Regions from separate parts of the Homo sapiens genome. Here region 1 is linked to region 2. Evidence: chromatin loops called from intact Hi-C (ENCODE). Cell type or tissue: GM12878. All regions are shown on one strand. Each heading gives the region's core, and the rest is flanking DNA. Links, peaks and the distances in the headings are about the cores only. Region 1 overlaps MEF2C-AS1 (MEF2C antisense RNA 1). Region 2 overlaps MEF2C-AS1 (MEF2C antisense RNA 1).

Region 1 (5,390 bases), core at 320-5,319, 110 kb after region 2:
CATCTCCAATTTAGGCAGCATGTCTAGATAGAAGCAGAGAAGGATTTGGAACACTAGTCTCTGTGTAGTCCACAAACAGCCTACTAAATAACCACAGATTCCCCAATATTACAATGAAATCCTAAAAAGAGATAACTACTCAGAGCACTTTTTCCATGCCTATCACTTGTGAACAATATAACGTGAGAACTGGTCTTCCCCTCCAAGGATGGGATATATTCAAAAACAACTATCTATTTTATAATTTAGGACACTCTAAGCAGAGCATCAAATATTTCCCACAATGAAGACAGAAATCTTTCTAGGAAGAATGTCCTCTATGCAGTGATCACTCTCTATTAATATTTTTTGACCTAAGTTAAAAAATAAGGGGAAGAGAGATGTAAAGAAAGAAATTTTTTATGCCCTAAGATGAAGCTTCTCTCCATCTGCCCATTAACCTCTGTCCATCTCAGACATGGAAACAATAAATTAGCGGACATGCATGAGAAAACCATTATGTAACTCTGCAGTCATAATCTAATGACCTCTAAATCTGCTGCTTTTTTTTTCTTTTCTCCGTTTTGAACCATGTAGTCACATATTAAATCAAGTAAGAGTGGAAGAAAGCTGAACACAGACTTAAGAAAAGCACCTAGGAAAAAATCTCTTTTATAATAGAAAGAAATACAAAATGTACTAAAAACAAAACCAATGAACATTATTTGCTATAATTGAAAATTAAATTTTACCAAAATTAGTATGTGTATCTTCAAACCTATAAATGATATCTGTCAAAGACAAGGGTCTTAAATGTTGACTCAGAAGGTTGGCAGAATTCTGAGAAAAAAAAAGGGTTCAGTAAGTTATTCCGATGCACTCCTCACCAAAACAGCACTCATAAAGGGAGCCTATAAGCTGAAGCCAACATCCTGTTACTACATCAACTTTAGAAGCATGGAGACACTACACTAACAAAAAGAAGTTAATGCTACTTTAAGAAAAGCAGGTAGCAATTTGGCAGCTCAATAAAATTGTTGATTTCACAATAGGCAATTAATTCTATATCATGAAAAGTTCTTTTCCCTATTACATATCAAGATAATTGTTACCAATACTACTATAGAATCTCAAATATAGCCCTACCCTCATGGTTTCTTATATACTTCTAGTGGCTTGCTGGTATAACAACTACTTCTCTGGGGGAAAAAAAAGTGTGTGTGCATCTATGTACACAAGTTAATTATAAATTGTACCAATATAAAGGGCATGTAGCACACAATATAATGAGAAAGATGAAAGTGATACAGTAAAGATATAGCAGAATGCACCTATTTGTCAGTTATGTATGAGTAACTTCATTGAATCAAATAATAATTTTCAAATATTGGAAGACTAGCTCCTCAATTTTTATGCTATTCATAATGTAATGAACACAAGCGAGGCACTGAAATTTAACCTGCCGGGTTAACATTTTCTCCATCACTTTCTTAAGTTTGTACAATCAACAAAACAATAATTCAATCCCCAATTATTAACATTTAGTAATTTTCATGGTGTAAACGCTACCACCATGGCTGATTCAAACTACTGATGTGGCATCGATGGATAGGGAATTATGAAGAGATACACAATAATACATCATTGTTCAGTATTTCCACTATGATATAGTCAATGTGAATAATCATGAAGGCAAAGGTAACAGTAAAAAGCAGTAAATGAATTAGGAAATAATGTATTTAAATACATCTTTTTTATTTCAATATAATTTATTTAATTGTAAGCTTGCATTACAAATATTTTTAATAATGGCCTTGAGGGCAGATCACTTAAGCCCAGAAATTAGAGACCAGCCTGGGAAACATAGGGAGATCCTGTCTCTAGAAAAAATACAAAAATTATCCAGGCATGGTGATGCATGCCTGCAGTCCCAACTACTTGGGAGGCTGAGGTAAGAGGATCAATTGAGCCCAGGAGGTCAAGGTTGCAGTGAGCCATAATTGTGCCACTGCACTCCAGCCTGGGTGACACAGCAAGATGTGCCTCAAATGATGACTGATGATGATGATGATGATGATGATGATGATGATGATGATGGCCTTGAACAACTGGCTTGCAAAATTAGTGAAAATTTAACAATTAGCTCTGATGAGCTGGTGAAAGCTTGCTCCAGCACATCTTTTGATATTCCCCTGGGCTATTCCCAACAAATATTGTTTTCCAAAATGTTCACTCTGATTTTGTTGCTTGGGCCTCCTAACCTCTCTTACTCATGGAAATAATATTATTGATTACGGCTAGGTGGAAACAGGCCCTAAATAAAACTTTGCATTTGTAATAATTAAAATTCCTTGTAAAAGAACATTTAAACTTGAAGTCCATTTAATTGCAAAAGAATAAACACGAAGGAGAAGTTTAATTAGGCTCAGTGACAACTTCAAAGGCTGTGGAATGTGCTCAAAAGTCACCTTTGAATCACCACAAACATCTCTTTCACTTTTATTCTTTTCTGGTTAAACAGACTGCAAGTTTAAATGTCTTGCTTACTAAAATGGGCAAACATTTTATAGTGATTCCAAAGGTGACTTCTGAGCACAATCCACAGCTTTTGAAGTTGATGTCACTGCTTCTAATTAAATCTAATTACACTGAAGAAGCTGCTATGAGATAGGAAAAGGGAAGGCTGTATATTAAAAGCTAAATGCAAATGATCTCAATTTGGAAAAGTATGCTTAATATTTGCTCAGTTGTCAATATTCCCTCTAAAACTACCCACATCCAGGGGATCTTCTTTCACTTTTATGCTCTCTTAAAGAAGAAATGCTCTCAGACTAACTTGTCCTATGCAAATTGACTATTTTTTTTTTATTTTAATTTTTCCAGGCTGTTTGACCACGGTAGAGTAAATAAGACCTTCTGTACAGGGTTAAGAATTTTAGAAATCATTACTAAATAGATTTTTTAATACTGATGTCTTGCCAAATCAGAAGACAAATAGTGTGAAATAGCTTTTAATGTTTATCTACGTTGAGTTCTTAATCATAAAGCTTTAGCTCAGCATGAGCTTTTAGTTTACACTGAATGAGGAAGAAAGGTTTTAGTTTTTGCAGCATATATATTTCTAGTGCTCCTTTCTGATTTTATGGGCAATCCTGTCTTCATGCTTTCTTAATCTTGAAGCTTTTTCAAAGGCAACATACTGTGCCAAATGTACAGCGATTATGTAATGTGGACAAAAATCCAGTGGGAAATGTGTAGAGCAGATCAAAATCATTCCACTTAAGACCTTTTACAGTCATTTGATCTAATGATGTTCACTAACGTTTGATGTACTAAAAGGCAACCACTGTGTGAACATAAGGTTTGCATCAACATGTGACTTCTCAGTGAAACCGAGATCATTGTGGTCTTTTGAAGACAGTTTTACATACAAAATAATAATATCTATACAGTCCCATGACACACTTTATGAATCACTAAATTTTATGCCACTTCCTATGAAAAATCTTTCTCATGTCAACTGGTCATCAAAGCAGTGTCTTATATGCATGGGAAGCAAAATGGGGAATTTCATTGATTACCCAAATTGAAAGTATAGCTCATATAAATTTTTGGAGAAAAAGTAAATTGTCATCTAGTTTACTAACTTTGACACAGCCACAGATCAAAATTGTTCCATAAACTTATTTAAGCTAGAAAATATTTCCTCATTTCTTTTCATGTTCTACTCTTCAGTTACTTTTTTTCAAGGTTCACCAATACTGTGCACTTCAGGATTCAACTATACATGAGTAACTCTACTATAAGCTCAGACATGTAAAGAGCTTGGAAATCATCACTCCTGTTCTTACAATAAGAAAGAGCTGAACAAACAGAAATGCAACGACTTTTCTTGAGAGAACTGAGATTACAGGGTAAATTTCTATCTAGATATCTGGAAAGACAGCCAAATCCAGAGATTCACAGTATTCCAGGAAAGATTTGCTTACCTGGGGTAGAAGTCTCTGGAGCTCATAAAATGGTAGGAGCACTTAAATGGTAATTTTGCCACATTGCAAAGGCTGAATGGACTAGCATGAGAGTGTAAAATTCCTGGGGTCACAGACTTAGGGAGGCCCCACAATTTTGTTGGCTTTACCTCAAGGAATCCCACCAGATTCTCACAGCGAAGAGCCAACAAAGATCCTTCAGCCAGAAGCAGGAGTTAAAGCTTCAAGGAAATAGGTTAGGAATGCTACGGCCGGAGAAGTAGAGAAGAGGCCTAAGGGAAACCTATACCACTGGCAAAACACTTACCAAAGTCATAGCCCTAAAACACAGGCCCACTGAAAGAGTAGTGTTTAATTGTAAGATTACAGAATTTTTCACCTCTTGCGTTCCTTTGCACAGCAACAGCACTCTGGTATAACAACAGTGGACCATAGCTGAAAGAGCTTCAAGATGTCCACTGTCTTTGAGGAGGAACATTTAAGGGTGTCCAAAGTCAACAGGAGAGAAACATCAAGGACACTAGAGGAATTTAAAGCTTCTGGCACATATTAGCTACAGCAAACATAAACACGGACCAACTCTCAGCAAAATTAACATAAATCCTTACTCTATAAGCCTAATTATGAAAGTTCTTATTATCTAATATATCACATCAAGCAAAAAACTTACAAGGTATACTAAAAGAAAAGAAGACACATAGTCTGAAGAGACAAAGCAAGCATCATCAGGACAGTCTCAGACATGACATTCCATGTTAGAATAAGACAGGAATTTAAAATAACAAATATGATTAATGTGTTAGGGCTTCAACAGAAAAAGTAGACAACACGCAAAAATAGATGGGTAATGTAAGTAGAAAAAAGAAAATTTAAAGAAAAAAACAAAAAGGAATAGTGGAAATTAAAAATGATACAACAAATAATGTCTTTAATGACCCTGAGAGTGACATCAGCAAGAGGATGAGATGAGAGACCAGCACTCATCTCCTCACAGAAATATCAGTTTGAACAGCTTCCATACACACATGGAAATAACTTCACAAGAGCTAAGAAATTCAGGTGAGAGATTACAGCACCTGACAGGAGCACATAAATAAGAAAAAGATGCTTTGAAGAAGGCAGAAAGGACAGTTTCACATTACCCTCATTATCCCTCCCCCTAGCTCAGTAAGTATGGTATAGAAAGAGATACCCTGTGCTTGGCGGAAGTACAAACTGATCACCTGATATTGCTGTGAACCCCAGCACCAGACTGGTCCCTGCAACTCCAGGCTATAGGCCACTCCCTACAGACACAGTCCCCAGGCCTGACCCAGCACAGGCTATAGGCTGGCCCAAGGCCGGATAGGCCTCATGAAGCCAGAACCCATACCTGCTCCCACAGACTCAGGCTCCAGGCCACACACCATGGACCCAGGCTCC
Region 2 (5,390 bases), core at 193-5,192:
GTTTGTAGTACAATCTTGGTTCAACTGTTAAGTTCAGACTCACATAATTTCTCAAATAAGGGCATACCTACCTTCAATTTGTACCCTCTAAGTCAATGCCAGAGTAAAATTACTAAGATTTATATATGATTTGTTACTTCTATATAAAATCTTTTTGATATTTAATGTCCATGTGTTTATGCACACTTTTTGGCATGTTCAACCACATCCTACCTTAACATTCTATGTTCTAGTCATATAACAGTTTTGCTGTTCACCACTCTCACTGTGTGTTTTTACATAAGGTGTTCATTCAGTCTAGAATGTCTTCTTTCCAACTACCACCCTCAGTGTTACCTATCACAATTCTCATTCATTTCCCAAGACTGCTTAAACGGTCTCATTGATATTTTCTTGACCTTCCAGACAGAGTTAAGGTTTTCTTCTTAAGGGTTTTTTCAGTCCTCCCTAGTTCTCTGTGTATAGGTTTGTGTCTATAAGCTGGGTGTTGGTACAGGTTACCCTGCCATAAACAAAGCATGCAATGACATGTAAGAAAGAATACAGTAGAAAAATTAGGGGTATTTGGTATTATTACCAAATAAGGCACTGGGTATCCACAAAATCAAATTCATGAGGGAGCAGAGGGAAGAGTAGAATATAAGAAAACAGAAGTGGGATCCAGTGTTCCTAAGCAAAGATCTCTGAGGACAGTCTGCAGCCAGCTATCAGGTACAACAGGCTGGGCTCCTCATCCACACCCAGGTCCCAGGGATAGATGAAGGAGCACCTATACCTTTCAGGGTGGGGTACAAAAAGCCTACAAACCAATAGCTGGCTGATCAAAATTTTTACAAAGATCATTAATGACCAAGAACACTGGGAGCGAGGAATATTTTTTGCCTCAAACACAGAAAACTCATGACAAATTTTGACTTCTACTGAATCCTCAGCAGGCCACAAGAATAATGTTACCATTGAATTGGCTATGTAATATAGGCAGCTGATATGGGCTAGTTTGGGAACATAGGCTGATACTTTCTCTCAAAAGGAGCTTGTTTTATTTGTTGTAGTAAACTTGTTTCTCCATTTAGGCAATGAGGCCCTCAAAGGCCATGTTAAGTTCTTCTCTACATCTACTACCATGGATGGCTTATTGTAGGCACTAAAAATTGTCTTTTAATAATAAATTAACAGTTTCCTGCAAGTAGAACAGTATTCACAAAAAGCTTTCTTTAGTCCTTACACATTCATTCTTTGTTTGGAATTGTGATAAGTTTTGTTGCCATGAGAACACATTGCCAATTAAAATTTTGTTGAGAAAATAAAGATGTCACATTCAAATATCAAATAAATAGGTCACCTCAAACTCAACTAATAAGTTTTGTAGTGCATAGATAAATAATCTTTCTCTATTCTATTTTTTCATATCACAAATGATTATTTTAATATCATTTATAATTATTATCCAAATGCACAAAGTCATTTTTCACCCATGATAAGTGGAATGGACTTCCTAGACATTTCAAAGCAGTTCCCATGCCATTCAGTAGCATACAGATTCAAGGAGGTATTAACAGATGCATCACATGAAAATAAGTTAGCCATCCTGATCTCTCTCAAAGATTCTCAATGCATTTTTACATACTAAAGGCTCCAAGAAGTCTATGTGGGGAGAGATTGAATTTTAACTCACAGATCTCCAAACAGTTTATCACAACACACTTCTTTTATGACAAATTATCAGCCTTTGGAACACTGCTTTCTGAGGATAACAGTTTAAGATATTTCTTCTGAAAAATAATAGCTGTTTTCTTCTAGGAAGACATGGAAATATATATAGTGAAATTATAATAGACTTTGGAATTAGAAGCTATAGGTTCAAATCACCCAAACTTGTTGTGACTCTGTCATCCTGGAAAAGTTCTTTAACTTCTCTGAAGATTATAAAGACTGTCTCACAGGTATAAACTGCTCAATAAATACTGGTTTTATTTTTCTCACTTTACAACACCTCCCATATTCTGATAATGGACCAAGTACCGGGCTGTGGGCCCAGCTGGGGGTTAACATCCTTTAAACAAGTGGTGAGCCTAGCTTGTAGCACCTGTTCTTCTCGTGAGCCAGGTGGGGCATAGTGATATTGAGACTAGCAAAAGATAAGTGGGGAAGTGGTTATTCCACCCACACATTCTCACATGTTGCAAAATGCAGCTGGTGATTATTCTCTCAAGAGGAGTCTACTAGCATGAATGCCAATGAAAATAAGTCCTTGGGTCCTGTTTGGCACGTGTGCCTTAATTACTGACCCCCTACTCTAGGGAGGTCAACAAGAAAGAAGGTCTCTTCTTTTCTTTGCAACGGTATGAAAATGAAACAATCATAAAATCTGGCAGGAGAGTTAAGGTTAATAATTTTCAAAGAGAGTACTTGGAGGTTTCTTTACACTATAAGCACTATATAATCAAAAGTTTTCTTTTTCTGTATTAAACTATTCAATGTTAGTTATAGATCAAAATATTAAGTGTGTATTAAAACTTTTGCATTTTATAAAGTCATGAATAGATATGTTTTCCACAAATTTTAAACAGATGAAGCTTTAACCTAAGAACCTTTTTTATTAGTTTCTTCATTTTAGTTTATCCTAAGAAACGAATAACTAGTAGAGCACCGACAAACATTTTGGTGAAAGGGGTATCCCTGATTAAAATAGAGCTTCAGCTCTCTATGGACACATTGTTCACCCTCTCCCTATCTCACCCCCACCCTACCTACACTCCATCCCAACCCATGGCAAACTATAAGCCAAAACACATACCATGTAAGCTGTTTCTCCTTTAGAACAAACTTCCTTGGTCAGATTTCCTCACAAATTGGTTATATCTTCAGAAGAATTACAGCAAATTGAGGAATACAAATTGAAACCCACAAAAGACTGAAAATTAAATGTTTAAAAATAAAACTACATTTTTTTTCTTGGAAATCTAGAGGAATGTCACAAGATTCAGAACTCACATATTTCTAGGGACTAATTCTGTGGTTGAACCTAATGTCAGCTATATTATGGTTGGTTGGGTGACTCCAGGAGGAATGAACACCTGAGTCAGGAAGATGCCCAGCAAACTCTACAAATGAAAGGCAACACAGCAGCATCATGCATTCTTTTTTTCTCTTTCTCTTTTTTGTAATAAGAATGTGAAGTAGTTCCAGATGGTGTGCAAGTGGCCAGACTCAAACAAGTTACTAAGCTTGTTGGCATGAAAGAAGCTGCTTAGTGGTGACATACAAGTACAGAATCCCCACAGTCCTGCTTCCTGGTGAAACTGGAGAAAACAAACCAACAATAGAGAAATGAGTACTGTAATTTATCTTGGAGGCCAGTTAGGTTGTTTATCCCAAACTACATTTTGATTCCAGTTACAGTTTAATTATGAGTATTTGTTCTCTAACAGAGACTAAACAAAGGGTAACTATTTTCTTTTATCTTTTTCTTTGTTATGAAAATTTCAGTTTCATGTTTGCCTATCCTCTCTCTTTAAATAGTATCTTATACTATGTGAATGCATTCAGCCCAATTTCTTCCCATTTGCATGAAGTTTCTAAAATAAACAATAAGATCAGAAGTTTTTACGTATAAGAAATGCATGACTTAATAATGCCTTATGTATTTCTGTAAGCTTTTATTGCATCTATTTAACAAGTCCCTTTGGTTATAAAGGAGACACTACCATGTATCTCTGCCATCAAACTATTGACATAAAGTTTCAGACTCGGGGAAACCCACCAAGTCAAGTTACCCACTCCAGTAGCTACTGTCAAGATGTTTTTGGTTTTGACCATGAAATGGGAAGTTATAAATATATGAAAGGCATGTGGGTGATGTTCATTCTCTTCTGTGTGCCTCATACAGCTCTTCTCCCAGGGCAGCAGTAGCTGGGATTTGTCTTCTTGGTTTCAGATCACATATGCTCTTTACAAAAGATATTCAGTATTTGCTTTTGCAACTGTTCAAAAGTTACTTTAAGTGCATAATTTTTATCAATTATATTGCCAGGAGGTTTTTTCCTTCTATCTAAAACACCCTGCACTATGCTCGCTGCTACTTTTTATGGTGGGAAATTATGTTTTCCCTCTGTAGCTGTAGATGGACTCCCTGAAACTTGCTAAACCATCTCTGGGTTCTGTCTAAATTGTATTGATAAGGAGTGTTTGTAACACCTCTATTTTTGCAGAAAAAGATACTTCCAGATTGGGTTGGAGCAGAAAACAAATCCTATATTGCTAAAATTAATAATAATACTGGATTAATTTAAAGTGTTTAAATAAGAAACAAACTTTCACTATAATGGTCCCCAAATTTTTATATTTAATTCATATTTACTACCATGAGAGTAATACATTTTAATTGTTTTCATCTAACTTTTGCATTATTGATCAGTTTTTTTAAATGAACTTTCCTTTATCTACATTTTGGACCAATTCATTGTTTTTTGACCGTTCTCCTAAAAGATCTTGTTTTCATTTCAGTCTGTGTTTTAGTTGGTCTAGCTTTTTATTTTCTCATGAACCTTTTCTATTTCAGTTCAGATCAACTAGGATTGCCACATAGTTTTAACAAAAGCTATCAGGGACAGACAGTTGTAAAAAAAATTGAACAAAAAAGAAATTAGCAGAATATTAGTTTATCAGTGATAATCCACATGTCCTTCTACATGTAACAGTAAATGTACATTGTATTAAGTTGATGTTGTTTTTCAAAAATCCATCTTTGGTCTTTGAACAATTAAAGGTATTTTAAAACTTTTACTCAATGTTCAATTCTTACTGATCCAACTTCAAACTTTTCTGTCCATAGTCCATATGTTTTACACTATACCACAAATTGTTAAGCAAGAGGGGTTGAGGTCATTCACTTTTGAAAAAAATAAAATAATAAAATCAATCTCAATTTTGTTATTTACAACCTGTAAGATGTTCAAGTCACTTAAATATCTAAGTATCAGTTTTCCAACATTAAAATAGAAATAATAATATTTATCTTATAGGTTTATCATGAGAACTACAAAATGCAAATTTATAAACATATAATTTATAAATTAGATATATGGAGAAAATAAGCAGATCATGATAATTTTGGTTTTTAAAATATTTTTATTTCCATGCAATAATTTGACACAGAAATTGAATGAAAATATTTAATACATTGAAGTTTTTTAGACAGGAGATAGTCTACTGAAAATGGTTTGTAAATTAGCAAAAGTTATTATCTTTGCAAGAAAGTGAACATCAAACTTAGGCACTGACTTCTTGAAAAAATGTTACTTAAAGGGTCTTTTTGTTCCATGGTGACAGCTATAAGATTTTAATATAAATATTGAAAGAAGGAGTTGTCTCATAATTTATCAACTTGA

Evidence for each region. A loop is a pair of places that touch in the nucleus more often than their neighbours do. Peaks named below come from ENCODE experiments on the same cell type or tissue, not always from the same donor. Only the 100,000 strongest peaks of a DNase experiment are listed, where the experiment ranks them.
Region 1: a loop joins it to region 2, with 9 times the contacts of the local background. A loop is called at or near these places in 1 of 110 quality-filtered maps.

What each region holds. Positions count from the first base shown.
Region 1 is chr5:89,230,335-89,235,724 of GRCh38, reverse strand. All of the region lies in intron 7 of MEF2C-AS1 (MEF2C antisense RNA 1), which reads right to left. Among named protein-coding and RNA genes, the nearest start is that of LINC02161, 350 kb to the left of the region's middle. In GM12878, for the core only: no CTCF peak of the experiment used is centred there; a DNase peak (open chromatin) is centred at 3,344; H3K4me3 peaks cover 958 bases; H3K27ac peaks cover 3,643 bases.
Region 2 is chr5:89,340,635-89,346,024 of GRCh38, reverse strand. All of the region lies in intron 7 of MEF2C-AS1 (MEF2C antisense RNA 1), which reads right to left. Among named protein-coding and RNA genes, the nearest start is that of LINC02161, 240 kb to the left of the region's middle. RefSeq lists an enhancer at 3,135-3,184. In GM12878, for the core only: no CTCF peak of the experiment used is centred there; DNase peaks (open chromatin) are centred at 2,174, 3,254 and 3,804; H3K4me3 peaks cover 408 bases; H3K27ac peaks cover 4,207 bases.